3 separate regions of the Homo sapiens genome follow, and all the other regions are linked to region 1. The links are chromatin contacts, found by Hi-C or POLR2A ChIA-PET in ENCODE. All regions are on one chromosome and are shown on one strand. The core of a region is the stretch at or near the end of the contact, and the rest is flanking DNA. Distances in the headings are between cores, read along the strand shown.

What was found. Hi-C counts contacts between places; a loop is a spot of excess contacts on that map. ChIA-PET counts read pairs that join two places held with the same protein, here RNA polymerase II (POLR2A). Pooled maps may share reads with other maps.
Region 2: a loop to region 1 is called in a pooled map, with 2.9 times the contacts of the local background. The contact joins the enhancer-like site here to the promoter of NRDC in region 1. A Hi-C loop is called at or near these places in 6 of 50 pooled maps. POLR2A ChIA-PET finds 5 or more read pairs at or near these places in 3 of 52 experiments (BJ, CD8-positive, alpha-beta T cell and Caco-2).
Region 3: a pooled map shows a loop between it and region 1 (2.1-fold over the local background). The contact joins the enhancer-like site here to the promoter of NRDC in region 1. A Hi-C loop is called at or near these places in 1 of 50 pooled maps. POLR2A ChIA-PET finds 5 or more read pairs at or near these places in 9 of 52 experiments (GM12878, HEK293, HEK293T and 6 more).

Annotation. Positions count from the first base shown.
Region 1 is chr1:51,875,796-51,880,730 of GRCh38, reverse strand. It overlaps NRDC (nardilysin convertase), which reads left to right and starts at 2,004. Exons shown (of 31, transcript NM_001101662.2): 1 at 2,004-2,456. The coding sequence starts at 2,116. RefSeq lists enhancers at 713-1,266, 1,657-1,836, 1,720-2,014, 3,683-4,214 and a silencer at 1,917-1,966.
Region 2 is chr1:51,767,016-51,771,950 of GRCh38, reverse strand. All of the region lies in intron 12 of OSBPL9 (oxysterol binding protein like 9), which reads right to left. Among named protein-coding and RNA genes, the nearest start is that of MIR761, 67 kb to the left of the region's middle. Within about 2 kb of position 2,775, at least 3 of the 41 ENCODE cell types and tissues checked have a DNase peak (open chromatin) inside an H3K27ac peak, as active enhancers do.
Region 3 is chr1:51,970,955-51,975,889 of GRCh38, reverse strand. The region is part of intron 2 of RAB3B (RAB3B, member RAS oncogene family); the gene reads left to right. It also overlaps the pseudogene RNA5SP48. Among named protein-coding and RNA genes, the nearest start is that of RAB3B, 17 kb to the left of the region's middle. Within about 2 kb of position 2,154, at least 2 of the 41 ENCODE cell types and tissues checked have a DNase peak (open chromatin) inside an H3K27ac peak, as active enhancers do; they include GM12878, where a contact is called at or near this core.

The sequences.
Region 1 (4,935 bases), core at 755-3,254:
GATAAATCCAATGATGCTCGACCTTGCCTCTTCCTGTACATTTCTGACAGGATTAATGACTATGCCTCCATAATCTATAAACATGTGTACTCTTCCACCTAAACCTTCATGAGATTTTGCTCTAGTGTAACTCCTGAGTACATTTTTTCTTTTTTATTAGAGACAAGGTCTTGCTCTGTCACCAGGCTAGAGTGCAGAGGCACAATCATAGTTCACTGTAACCTCAAACTCAGGAGTCCCAGCAATCCTTTTAACTCTGCCTCTCCTGTAGCTAGGACTACAGGGATGTTCTACCACGCCTTGCTTTTTTATGTGTGTGTGGAGACAGAGTCTTGATATGTTACACAGGCTGGTTGTAAATGCCTGGCCTCAAGCAATCCTTCTGCCTCAGCCTCCTTAATCACTGGGATTACAGGCCCAGCCTTTCTGAGCACATTTGATTTAACTTCCAAGCACATGCAGAGCGGCCACCACCTGTATAGAAGCTGCGGGCTGAAACACTGCTTTGGAGCAGTCTAAAAAAAAAACTCTCTGACTCTCCCAGGTGGCAGTCCTCAATAAGACTTCTGAAGAAAGCTAACTTGAATTATTTAAAAGCCTGATTTACTTTAGTTTACATATTTTACAGTTCCTTCCCATTAGGATGCAAGCTCCCCCAAGGCAAGGCTTTAAATTTTTGTTGTCGTTGTTTAGACAGGGTCTCACTGTGTCAACCAGGCTGGAGTGCAGTGTTGCAATCACGGCTCACTGCAGCCTCGACCTCCTGGACTCAAGCGTTCCTCCTGCCTCAGCCTCCTGAGTAGCTGGGACCACATGCACGCATCACCAAGCCTGGCTAATTTTAAAAAAGAATTTTGTACAGACGGGGGTCTCACCATGTTGTCCAGGCTGGTACCAAATTCCCAGGCTCAAAGCAATCCTCCCGCTTCGGCCTCCCAAAGTACTAGGATTATAGGTGTGAGCTATCACTATCACGCCCAGCCTAAGGCAAGTTTTGTTTTGTTCATGGTTGTATTCCTTGCATTTGGAACTCAGAAGAGGCCTCGAAAACCTTGAAGATACAGTAACTATCAACACATCTCCCTGCTTCACGTCTTTCCCCGCTCATTCGTATGTATGAGCTATGATCTCTTACCCCATGGTGTCAGTATAGTGCATCTTACTAATTTCAGCTGCTTTTTAGCTTTCATTTATGTTTGTATTTCCGTCACATTTTACATTGCTAACCAAAGACCACTGCTAGCGGGAAAAACTGGGAAAGGAGACTTGAAGGCAGCAGACGCTGCAGCTGCTCGATAAAAATTGGCCGAATTTAACAGGAGGCTGGAGGAGCTAAAAAACGTTTTCACACAGAAGAGTTAGCACATCCAGACTGGTCTTTTTAGCACTTTCTTAGGGCTTGAGGATGAAACCCCACCACTGTCGGGCCGACTGTAGGGTAGAGAAGAGCCAATTAGTATTTGCGGCGCTCGGGAGCAGCGTCCATCCGGCGGGTGTAGGAAAATACTTCCGGCGTTCTGGTTTTTTATGTGCTGAGTCACAGCCGAAGGCTCGCCCCGGGTCTGAGGAGTAGGGTACCCAAACTATGACACGAATGGGAAAATTTAAAACTTTGGAATTAATTCTCTGCACTCGTTTCTCAGTTTTCTCATTAGGGGAATATTTTTCTTTGACACGCGGAGCACTACTCAGTGGTTTCCACAAAACACACTCGTACGTCATAAACGCGCCGGGGGCCCTTCTCCCGTCGTCCTCCGCGCCACTCTCTCCGCTTCTTCTCCCTCGCCCCGCCCACTTTGGGTTTCGAAATGTTCGCTGGCTGTTCCGAGAATCAGTCCGGGTCACGTTGGTGCCTCTCCTTTCCTGTTCTGATTGGTTGCTTACGTGAGCGTGACTACTTTCTTGCCTCATGATTGGCTGAAATCAGTAGCGTCATCGGCGGCCGGGAGGGCGGAGGGACGAGGGAAGTCGGCGAGAGGGAGACTGGGTTGGGGGAGGGGTTCAGGCCTGTTCCCCGCGGCTGCGGCAGCACCAGGGCCGGCCGCCACCGCCTCTAGAACGCGGAGGAGGTGGGTCCTGGGAAGCGGGATGTCCATCGCTCCAGCTTGGTGGTGAATGCTGAGGAGAGTCACTGTTGCTGCAGTCTGTGCCACCCGGAGGAAGTTGTGTGAGGCCGGGCGGGAGCTCGCGGCGCTCTGGGGAATCGAAACGCGGGGTCGGTGCGAAGACTCTGCTGCTGCCAGACCCTTTCCTATTCTGGCCATGCCTGGAAGGAACAAGGCGAAGTCTACCTGCAGCTGCCCTGACCTGCAGCCCAATGGACAGGATCTGGGCGAGAACAGCCGGGTTGCCCGTCTAGGAGCGGATGAATCTGAGGAAGAGGGACGGAGGGGGTCTCTCAGTAATGCTGGGGACCCTGAGATCGTCAAGTCTCCCAGCGACCCCAAGCAATACCGGTGAGGGAGGAGGCTTGCAATGGGGAGGCGAACAGTGTGCCGGCTTCTCTGTCGGTGCCGCCGTCACTTCTTGTCTCCATGTCTCCCAATGGAGCAACAGGGCACACTTTCCACCCCAAATGCTTCCTTGGGTGGAGGTGGCAAGCGTGATTAGAGGCTTCCCTGTGGTGTCAGCTGGGCAAGTGGGAGATCTTGGGTTGTAAGACGTCAGAATGGGAGAAGCTTTTCGAGTCATTTGAATACAGTCGCTAAAGCAAGAATGAAGGTTTCTTTGAGGAACGCAGCCTGAATGGTGAGGGAGTCTTGGTATTATGTTACCAGGAAAGGTTGACGGAGTTGGATACTTTAATTTGGAGGACAGGATATTTAAGGGGCATATTATCACTATCCAAAATATTTGAGGGACACTTAAGTGATAGGTGAAACTAGTGGACGAAAGTTACCAGAGGATGGTGTGGCTTCAGTAAAGTAACTTTGCATCATATTTGGCCTAAGTTGAAGTGACTTGTTTCCATGGGTAGTTCTCCATTACCAAAACGGTTGGGCGACCTCGTCCAGGAATATATTAGAGAGGGCTTAGGTCTCAGTTGGGTGAGTTGTAAGGTTTCTTCTAACCTTGAAATTCTCTACTTTTGGTTTGTACAGGAGTTCTCTAAACATTTCTAATAATTGGTGATTCAGTCCCCACCTGAGTATTTTCCTTCAGAGGTAGCTTATTTCATGGAGTATCATGACTATGATGTATCTTGCGTGTGTGTGTGTGCGTGTGTGTTTTAATAAGAGTCTGGGTCTTGCGATGTTGCCCAGGCTAATTTCAAACTCCTGGGCTTAGGGAATCCTCCTGTCTTGGCCTCCCAAAGTACTGGGATTACAGGCGTGAGCCACTGTGCCAGGCCTGGACTTTGATGTATTTTAAATAGAGTTCATATTGTCCAATAACTTCGTTGAACAGGTTGAGGAAATTGAGACCCAAAGAGTTTGCTTCTTGCTCTGAATCACACAGCTAAATAATAACAGAGCTGGTATGATGACCCCTACTATCTGACACCAAATTCAGTGTATCATTTGCTGATTTCCTTTTTTTTTTTGAAACGGAGTCTTGCTGTGTCACCAGGCTGGAGTGCAGTGGCGCGATCTTGGCTCACTGCAACCTCCGCCTCCCGGGTTCAAGCGATTCTCCTGCCTCAGCCTCCCCAGTAGCTGGGACTACAGGTGCTCGCCACCACGCCCGGCTAATTTTTTGTATTTTTAGTGGAGACGGGGTTTCACCATATTGGCCAGGATGGTTTCGATCTCTTGACCTTGTGATCCGCCCGCCTCTTCTCCCAAAGTGCTGGGGTTACAGGCGTGAGCCACCCCGCCCAGCCCGTTTGCCGATTTTTTACAAATTTCTTGCTTATGTGAATTGAAAGCTGAAGGATTCTAGTTCTAAATTTGTTATAAGCCCCTACAGCGTTAGCGCAAGAAACAACCTTATAGATAATCTTTTCCACTTCCCACCACACCTCTTTGACAGATGACACTTAGCTCCAAGTTCAGGACCAACCTAATTTCTCCTTTCACTTCAAGTCTAGATATATTTTCTCCAGGCTGCCAGAGTCAAGAGATCTTTATAAATGAGCTAAATTTTCTTTCTCATCAAAGATGTGATTGTACAGGTTGAGTATCCCTAATCCAAAAATCCAGAATGCTCGGAAATCCAAAACTTTATGAGCGCCAACATGACACCACAAGTGAAAAATTCCACACTTGGCACCTTTGCTTTTTGATGGTTGGTTCATGTACACAAACTTTGTTTCATGCACAAAATTATTAAAAATATTGTATAAAATTATCTTCAGGTTATGTGTATAAGGTATATATGAACCATAAATGAATTTTGTATTTATACTGCATCCCATCCCCAAGATACCTCATTACGTATACGCAAATATTCCAAAATCCAAAAAAATCCAAAATTTGAAATACTTTTGGTCCCGAGTGTTTCGGATAAAGGATACTCAACCTGTATTGGCAATGTATAAATGAGCAAGTTGAAAACTTGATAAAAGGTGCTTAGTTTTTGCCTTCCAGATCAAATGTTCAATAATGGTTTCAGGGTTTTTTCCAGCCTATATAAAGTTATATAATAACTAATATTTATGGAATCTACACTGTGTTTCAGCTACTGTTGTAACTGTTTTAGATGTGTTATTTCATTTACTGACCTCATTTTTGGTAAATTTGTTTGATAAATACCTGTTAAGTCCTACTGTGTGCTAGGCACCAAGCTAGATTAAATATTTTCTGAAACTTGGTCAAATATAATGTAATAAATAACATGTTAGTCTGGGTGAATATACAAAAATGATTGAGCCAGTACCTGCCTTTAGGGAGCTTACAATAGTAGAGAGGGACACAGACACATAAAAAAAAAAATTAGAGACTGTTGTGGTGGCTCATGCCTGTAATCCCAGCACTTGGGGGGCCGTGTTGGGAG
Region 2 (4,935 bases), core at 1,526-4,025, 110 kb after region 1:
TGACAAGGTCTCTTGTCTTATCCTTTATGCACAGGATGTGCTCAACAAAGCCATGTTGATAGTCAAGACCTAGAAGTCATCAAAAATTAGTGAGATCTTTGCCTCTGCATTTAAGTTTAAAACTAGAGTTCCTTTTATGATTTTGTTACTGGGTATAAATCTAAATATGTCACAATTCTTGGCAACAATTCCAGAAACGGCAAGTCTCAGAAACATGTCTTGTCTTTATGTTTGAGATCCTTTAATAAAAGCCCACATTGGTATTAACACTCTTCCTAATCATTAAAAAACTGTACTTGAAATTATAAAATAAAAAAACATCTTATTTATGCAAGTAAATTCATGCTAACTGGCTTTTATGAGCCAGTTAACAGGTCTAAAGAAAGATTATTCTATTATTAATAGATTATCATACCTGTGATCATAATTTACCGATGGAAGTGTGTGTGTGTGCGCGCACACGCACGTATATTTATATTTTTCTTAAGAGACAAGGTCTCCTTATGTTGCCCAGGATGGACTCGAACTCCTGGCCTCAAGTGATCCTCCCACCTCAGCCACCCAAGTCACTGGGTTTACAGGTGTGAGCCACCACACCCAGTTGGTATTTGTATATAAATAAAGGAAAAATAAAAAAGGCACACAATTTACTTATTAAATGTAAAAATTGAAATCAAATTTCTCACGCTTTAGATATTTATAAAACAGTACACATGAGTCTTATTACAACTCTACACGTGCGAAAACATGTATTCTAATCTAATCATAATTTGCCCTTGTTACTTAACTTCTTTTAATTTTTTTAAATTAATAAACTTTATTTTTAGAGCAGTTTTAGGTTCATGGCAAAACTGAACAGAAAATATAGACAGCATGCATACATTCCCTGTCTCCACACCTGCAAACCTCCCTCATGATCAACATCCCATACCAGAGAGGTATATTTCTTACAACCAATGAGCCTACATTGACACATCATTATCACTCAAAGTCTACAGTTTATATTAGGGTTCACTCTTGGAGTTGCCTGTTCTATCGGTTTTGATAAATATATGACAACATGTATCCACCATTGTATCATACAGAATAGTTTCACTGCTGTAAAAATCCTCTGGGCTCTGCCTGTATTAGAACACTAGAATATTAGGATATTCTAAAATTAGAATATATTATGTTATTCTAGTTTGCCCTGGTTACTTACCTATTTTTCAAAATTTCTTGAGTAACTAAGTATTACTTCTTTGATTATTTAGTAGTATATATCACAAGGTATTATAACTAATGTCCACCTCACCAGTTTTGAGAGGCAATGGAAAATATGTCTAAAAGATACAGGTAAGAGAAATCAAATGATCATTAAATGACAGAACTGGGGCCAGGCATGATGGCTCACGCCTGTAATTCCAACACTTTGGGAGGCCAAGGCAAGAGGATCACTTGAGCCCAGGAGTTTGAGTCTAGCCTGGGTAACATGGTGAGACCCCATCTCTACAAAAAATAAAAAATTAGGCTGGGCATGGTGGCTCAGGCTTGTAATCCCAGCACTTTGTAAAGCCAAGGTGGGCAGATCACTTGAGGTGAGGAGTTCAAGACCAGCCTGGTTAACATGGTGAAGCCCCATCTCTACTAAAAATACAAAAAGTTAGCCGAGCGTGGTGGCATGCGCCTGTAGTCCCAGCTACTTTGGAGACTGAGACATGAGAATCGTTTGAACCTGGGAGGTGGAGGTTGCAATAAGCCGACATCGCACCTCTGCACTCCAGCTCCAGTTTGGGCGACAGAGTGAGATTCTGTCTCAAAAAAAAAAAAAAAATTAGCTGGGCATGGTGGTGTGTGCCTGTGGTTCCAGCTACTGGGGCGGCTGAGGTGGGAGGATCACTTGAGCCCATGAGGTTGAGGCTATAGTGAGCTGTGTTCGTGCCACTGCACTCTAGCCTGAGTGATAGAGTGAGACCCTCTGTCTCAAAAAAAAGCATGAAAGTTACCTTTAAAATGCTTTGTGCCTCTGTGATGTATCTCAAAATAGAGTCAATCTTTTAAATCAATTGACCTAAAAACCCCAAATCCTATAACATATGAATCTTATTTTAGATGTAATTTCAAAGGTCCTATTTATGCTGTGTTTTTTCTCCTTACCCATGATTAGAAACCATGTCTGAGCCAAGTGAAATACTCAGTAAGACTGTAAATTGAAAAAAAATGGGATAAATTTTCAGCCATTTCATAATTTACCTTGTTCAGAACAAATGATATAAAGAAAACAGTTAAAAACAACACCTATGTATACAGGAAAGTTTTATCTGCAATGGGCTAAGTTGTCTAGAATTTAGGCATAAAATCATAAAGTATGCAAAAACAATTTAAAGCTATGAATTATAATAATAATTTATCGAGTACCTTGTATGCACCATACACGGTATGTCTATATCTACATTACAACCCTAAGGAAAACACAATGACGCTCATAATACACAGACGCTCGGAGGTTCAATGACTGGTCTGAAGTCATACAGCTGGTGAGTAGTGGAGCCATTTCAAACACGTCTGGCTCCAAAGTACAAGTTCTTTCCAACATGTACTTTTATCTAATTTATAAATGTGTAAACTACAGTGCTCAGTGCCATAGTTACACAGAAGCTATCATTAGTATAGGTCTTTAGAAAAAGAACAGTGAAAGGACTTAAGCTTTCAAGTTCTCTTCCTTCAGAAAGAGAAAAACAAAAAATAGTAAAAAGAAATTTGACCTCAGTTAGAAAATCAGCAGTAGCAGCTGATGACCAGCAGGTGTCACAAGCTCAAATAGCTACAGATGCCAGGCAGAGAATATGTGGATAGGACCAAGACATAAGATATATATGGAACTGGGGAGTCAGCATACCCAACCTGAAAGAATCTAAAGCCTTGTTAAAACAAAACAAAAAACAAGTCAACAGAACACTGTGCTGCCCAAATAAAACATCTGCAGTCCTTACTGGTTTGGGCTTCTAGATTAGAATATACAAACAAGGAAGAGTGAAATTGAGGGAGAAAAGGAACACAGAGTGGGTTAGTTGGACATAAAAACTTAACTCTGGACCCTTTCAAAGAGATGTTCATGAACTGTGTGTTTATTATGGGACAGGGTACTGGGAGAGCATAGAAGGAACCTTAACAGCAGGAATAGAAGAAGCCCATGAGCCTGTGCATGACTTTGTAGACCTGCCTATTACAGGTACAACAGGTGTTTTAAATGTTTCGATTTCATAGAAATTTTGGGAGAATCCCTCAAAACGGAGCCAGAGAGTGTCTATCAGTGATGTTACCAAGAGCTAACCACATATTATCAAGCTTTTACTGAATACAGTCATATGCTTTTAAAGGATGGATACATGAGTGATTTACTAGCAAGTGACATTCAATTGCACTTTTTTAGAACAATAGCTAATGTATTGTCTTTAGGCCAGGTGCAGTGGCTCATGCCTGTGATCCCAGCACTTTGGGAGGCCGAGGCAGGCGGACAGCCTGAGGTCAGGAGTTCGACACCAGCCTGGCCAACATGGCAAAACCCCTCCTCTACTAAAAGTACAAAAATTAGCTGGGCATGGTGGTGGGCACCTGTAATCCCAGCTATTCAGGAGGCTGAGGCAGGAGAATTGCTTGAACCCAGGAGGCCGAGATTGCACCATTGCACTCCAGCCTGGGCAACAAGAGCAAAACTCCGTCTCAAAAAAGGCTGGGCGCGGTGGCTCATGCCTGTAATCCCAGCACTTTGGGAGGCCGAGGCGGGCTGATCATGAGGTCAGGAGATCGAGACCATCCTGGCTAACACGGTGAAACCCCGTCTCTACTAAAAATACAAAAAACTAGCCAGGCGTGGTGGCGGGCGCCTGTAGTCCCAGCTACTCGGGAGGCTGAGGCAGGAAAATGGCGTGAACCCGGGAGGCGGAGCTTGCAGTGAGCCAAGATGGCGCCACTGCACTCCAGCCTGGGCGACAAAGACTGTGTCTCAAAAAAAAAAAAAAAAAAAAAAAAAAAGACGGTCTTTAATTCTCTTTTAAATAAAATAATGACTGAACCCTTCAAAAATTAATAATAACCTTTCATTTTCGAATTTTCTTCCAAATGCTTATTTTCTTTTAACCCCATTATTATAAAAACTTTTTTTCCAAAATTAAATTTCTATTGGCAAACTGCTAACAATGGTTTCTCAATAGTTTATGTTTTAACATTCAAAATGAAAAAAAGAAACCAATATGCTAAACTAAGCCCTTTCTGCTACACTGGCCTTCTTTAGTTGTAGATTTAAACCTCCCTTCCACGTCTTAACTATATATATTCACCTAGACCACATAGGACTGGCTGAAGGTAATTGGCTTGCAAATTTACATTTAATTATTTCCAAATTTGTACTGTGTTAAAAAGCAAAAACCCTAGCTATAGTAACAGTATAGTAACAGTCCCCTGAGAAAGCAGAATTAGAAGTAATTCCCAACAAAAACTAAGCTATTAATACATCTACAACAAACACAAGTAAAATGAAAGTAAATCAGTAATTCTACTTCTTTTTTTTTTTTTTTTAAGACAGAGTCTCACTCTTGTCACCCAGGCTGGAGTACAGCAGCCCAATCTCGGCTCACTGCAACCTACACCTCCTGTGTTCAAGAGATTCTCCCATCTTAGCCTCCCGAGTAGCTAGGACGACAGGCGTGTGCCACCACACTCAGCTAATTTTTGTATTTTTTTAGAGACAGGGTTTTACCATGTTGCCCAAGCTGGTCTCAAACTCCTGGGCTCAACTGATCCTCCCACCTCAGCCTCCCAGATTGCTGAGATTAGGGGCATAAGCCACCACACCTGGCTCCCTAAACTGTTTTTGTTGTTGTTGTTTGTTTGGAAACAGAGTCTTGCTCTGTTGCCCAGGCTAGAGTGCAGTGGTGTGATCTCAGCTCACTGCAA
Region 3 (4,935 bases), core at 905-3,404, 95 kb before region 1:
CTCCCGAGTAGCTGGGACTACAGGTGCCCGCCACCATGCCCAGTTAATTTTTGTATTTTTAGTAGAGATGGTGTTTCACCATGTTGGCCAGGCTGGTCTCGAACTCCTGACCTTGTGATCCGCCCACCTCGGCCTCCCAAAGTGCTGGGATTACAGGTGTGAGCCACCGCGCTTAGCCTGGGGCTGGAGGATCTTAAGACTGCACACTCACATGTCTGGTGCTAGCTGTTGGCAGAAGGCCTTACTTCGTTCCCATTTGGCCTCTTAGAGTGTCTTCACAGAGCTGCTGAAGTGTCTTTATTTGCATAGCAGCTGGCTTTTCCCAGAGTGAGAGATGTAAAAGGCCAGAGGAAGTGGCAATGTCTCTTATGAGTTAGCCTTAGCCTTACAGCGTTCTGTTGGTCACTGATTCAGCATGGGAGGAAACTACACAAAAGTGTGGATATTGGGAGGAAAGTATCACTGGGGACCATCTTGGAAGCTGGCTGCCACAGCTACTATTATTATTAGTATCTGCCAATAGTACTAATAAATTATGCACATATTTTAGATGATATAGCAACATGTAGATCATATAGTTTTCAAAAATGAATTAGTACCTGGATTGGAAATTTTGAAAATTTGTGATTTAAAGTATTTAAAACATGTATTATTATTATTTTATTTTATTTTTTTCGAGACAGAGTCTCACTCTGTCACCTGAGCTGGAGTGCAGTGGCACTATCTTGGCTCACTGCAATTTCCACCTCTTGGGTTCAATCGATTCTGTTGCTTCAGCCCCCCAAGTAGCTTCAATTATAGGCGTGTGCCACCACGCCTGGCTAATTTTTGTATTTTTAGTAAAGATGGGTTTTCACCATGTTCACCAGGCTGATCTTGAACTCCTGACCTCAGGTGATCCACCCGTGTTGGTTTCCCAAAGTGCTGGGATTACAGGCGTGAGCCACCACGCCCAGCCAAAACGTATGTTATTTATTATCTTTCTATTCTGCGTGTTAAATGTACATTAATACATTATGCATATATCTTATTGGGGCAGTCTGTATGTAGTACTTTTCTTTTTACAAATTATTTCCCATATACTATCTCACAATTAACACTATGAAGTAGGTACTACTTTAATACACTCCTGTTTTGCAGGATAAGAAACTCAGAGATTAGTTAACTTGCCTTAGGTCAACAACACTGCTATAAAGTGGGATTTCAACAAGATCTTCTGATTCAAAAGTATGTGCTCTTTTCTCTACACTGTGCATCTGAGGTATTATAGAGTTCATATTTCCCTTCATGATAATGTCAAATATTATATAGGGATAAAAGTTCATTTTGTTCATTTGCTCTCTATTAAAGGCATTGAGGAGTCAGAGATCATTAGAAATAGAAGAAGCTATACGGGTCGTCTAGTTCACTGATTCCCAGACCCATGGCATCAGCATCACCTTGGAATTTGTTAGAAATGCAAATTTTCAGGCCCACCTCAGAACTATTGAGTCAGAAACTCTGGTGGGTGAGTGACAACCATCTGTGCTATAACAAATTTTCCAGGTGGTTTTGTGGCTGGCTAACATTGTAGAACCACTTAGTTTAACTAGCTTGAGGTGAAAGTCAACATGCATTTACTAAAAGCACCTATTAGGTGCCAGGTGCTTTCACTTGTGTTATTTGATATCATCCTTACAGTTCCATGCACAGGGGGATGTGAGAGCACAGAATATTTGGGGCATGGTGAGCAATACAGTAAAACTGGATCAAGGTTGTGAAAGAGCAGAGAGTGGGTGCTGAGAGAAATTTGCTGGAGAGGCTATAGGTGGCAGATTGGGGGTCAAAGAGATCTTCCACAGCAAACAGAAAGTTCTTGTCATCGGTCAGAGGATTCATGCTTGATGATTCCTTAGGGAACTGAAGAAATTATTAGAGCTTACTTTTAATCTTTGAACATAAGATATTTTTTACTGATATTTACTATGTGGATTGACAGAAGTGTCTTTGTTTGACCCCCATATCAGATGGTCAGATAGCCTACACTCAAAAAATCTTGAGATAGGAGGAGGCATTGTGCCCTTCTGAGGGGTTGACAGTGGACTGACTCACTTCTTTGTTTATGTTCAGCCAATTGTGAGCTTTTGTGGTTTTCTTGTGCCTGGGTAAGTGGATTTATTGATTACATGGTCTAGTTTTAACTAAATGAAACCTCATAATGGATATGTGGCTTTTAAAGAGTCCTATAAAGAAACCTCTGATTGAAGACTATGCTAGAAGATTATAGTGAATCCAAGTGAGCATAAAGAAAATGGCTGAACTGGTGTTTTTCCAACTCCCAACACAAGTTCATTGTCAGCCACGTTTCGAGGTAAAATCAATGATAATCTAATTAGATACGACATAGTCAATCTCCCATCCAAGTACTAACCAGGCCCAACCCCTCTTAGCTTCCGAGATCAGATGAGATCGGGCGCGTTCAGGGTGGTATAGCCATAGATGACATGGTCAATCTCATTGCTTTTGCTGAAGGAAAATTAGCAAAGGGTTTTTATGTGTGTGTATGTGCTTTTATGCAGCAAAAATAAAGTTTTCTGGACTATTCATGAATACATTAGATTTTAAACATTTAAATATTGTTTATTTTAATTTTATATATTTTAATATCTTGTGTATAGAAGTAGACATATAGATATATAATCTAAAGAATACACATATACTGTGTGTGCTGTACCTACATTTTTCTTACTTAAAGGGATGTAAGTTGGAGACCACCACCATAGGCACTGGGGAGCCATAGAAGGGTTTAAACAAGTTAGATTTGCATTTTAGAAAAATTCCTGGCTTCAGTTTGAAGGGTGGATGGAAATGAGGCAAAGAAACCAGGGTTTTGGATCCAAACTCATCAAATTGTATACATTAAATAAGTGAATTTTTTTGTGTATCAATTATACCTCATAAAGGCTATCTAAAAATTAATAAACAAATATAGTAGTGACCAGCTATAAAAGAAAGGAAGCAAGCAAGCAAGCAAGGACTTGGGTAAATTATATGGGGCTGAACTAAGTGTATTATTCTGCTCTGGCTGCCATAACAAAATACAATTGAAATTAATTTTCTCACAGTCTGGAGACTGGAAGTCTAAGATCAAGGTGCCAGTAGGGTTGATGTCTGATGAGAGCTCTCCCCTCGGGCTGCCTTCCCACTCTGTGTTCTTGTGGCCTTTCCTTGGTGCATGGGCATGGGGGAGAGATAGTGCAAACTCTTTGGTGTCTCTTCTTATAATGATATGAATTCTGTTGGATCAGGAACTCACTCTTATGACATCATTTAACTTCGATTACTTCCTTTGAGGCCTCATCTCCAAATACAAGCACACTGAGGGATGAGCAACACTCCAACTCAAAAAAAAAAAAAAAAAGAAAAAAGAAAAAAGCATAGTGTATACTGTATAGGATTAGGTACTATCTAGGGCTTCAACATACACATTTTGGGAGGACATAGACATTCAGTCCATAACGCTAAGAGTGACAAAATGACATAAGGGATGGAAATGAAGAGAGAGATTTGGAACTAGAATTTACAGAATTTGATGATCAATTGCTGTCCCCTCTTATCCTTGGTTTCACTTTCCAAGATTTCAGTTACCTGGGGCCCTCTAGATCTGAACATACTAAACAGAAAATTCTAGAAATAAGCTAATAAATTTTAAATTGCACACTGCTTTTTTTTCTTTGAGATAGAGTCTCGCTCGGTTGCCCAGGCTGGAGTGCAATGGCATGAGCTCAGCTCACTGCAACCTCCACCTCCCGGGTTCAAGCAATTCTTCTGCTTCTGGAGCAGCTGAGATTACAGGCGTACACCACCACGCCTGGCTAATTTTTGTATTTTTAGTAGAGATGGGGTTTCACCATGTTGGCCAGGCTTGTCTTGAACTTCTGACCTCAAGTGATCCACCTACCTCGGCCTCCCGAAGCTCTGGGATTACAGGCGTGACCCACCGTGCCTGGCCTAAATTGCACACTGTTTTGAGTAGCATGATGAAATATTGCACTGTCTTGCTCTGTCCTGCCCAGGGCGTGAATGATCCCTTTATCCAGCATATCCGTGCTGTATTTGCTATCTGCCCATTAGCCACTCAGTAGCCATCGTGGTTATGAAATTGAAAAAACATAGTGTGGTCTGGGTGCAGTGGCCCACGCCTGTAATCCGGCACTTTGGGAGGCTGAGGTGGGAGGATCATGAGGTCAGGAGTTCGAGACTAGCCTGGCCAACATAGTGAAACCCCACCTTTACTAAAAATACAAAAAATTAGCTGGGCGTGGTGGCAGGCTCCTGTAATCCCAGATACTCAGGAGGGTGATGCAGTAGAATTGCTTGAACCTGGGAGGCAGAGGTTTCAGTGAGCCAAGATTGCGCCATTGCACTCCAGCCTAGGCGACAGAGCGAGACTCCATCTCAAAAAAAAAAAAAAGAAAAGAAAAAAGAAAAAGCATAGTGTATACTGTATAGGATTAGGTACTATTTGAGGTTTCAGGCATCCACTGAGGGTCTTGGAACTTATCCCCCAAGGATAGGGGGAGACTGCTTTCATTGTAAAGGGAAAGGGGGAACATTTATGTGTGTTTATACATATCACTTCTGTACACAAAAGTTTTGTGATTTTTTTTTTTTTGGTTTTGTGAGCTTTGATAAATCACTTCATTTTTATGACTAGTTAATGTCTTCAACTATTAAAGCCTCATAGGTTTGCTGGTGGTGAGGGGGCCTAAATGTGATAACATAATACTGTGTCTGGGGAATGCAATAAATATTGGGTTCCTTCCTTTCTCTACCTTTGGGTCCACATGGAAGGGGTCACTGGGTTGCTTTCTTTCTTTTTTTTTTTTTTTTTTTTTTTGAGACGGAGTCTCGCTCTGTCACCCAGGCTGGAGTGCAGTGGCACGATCTCAGCTG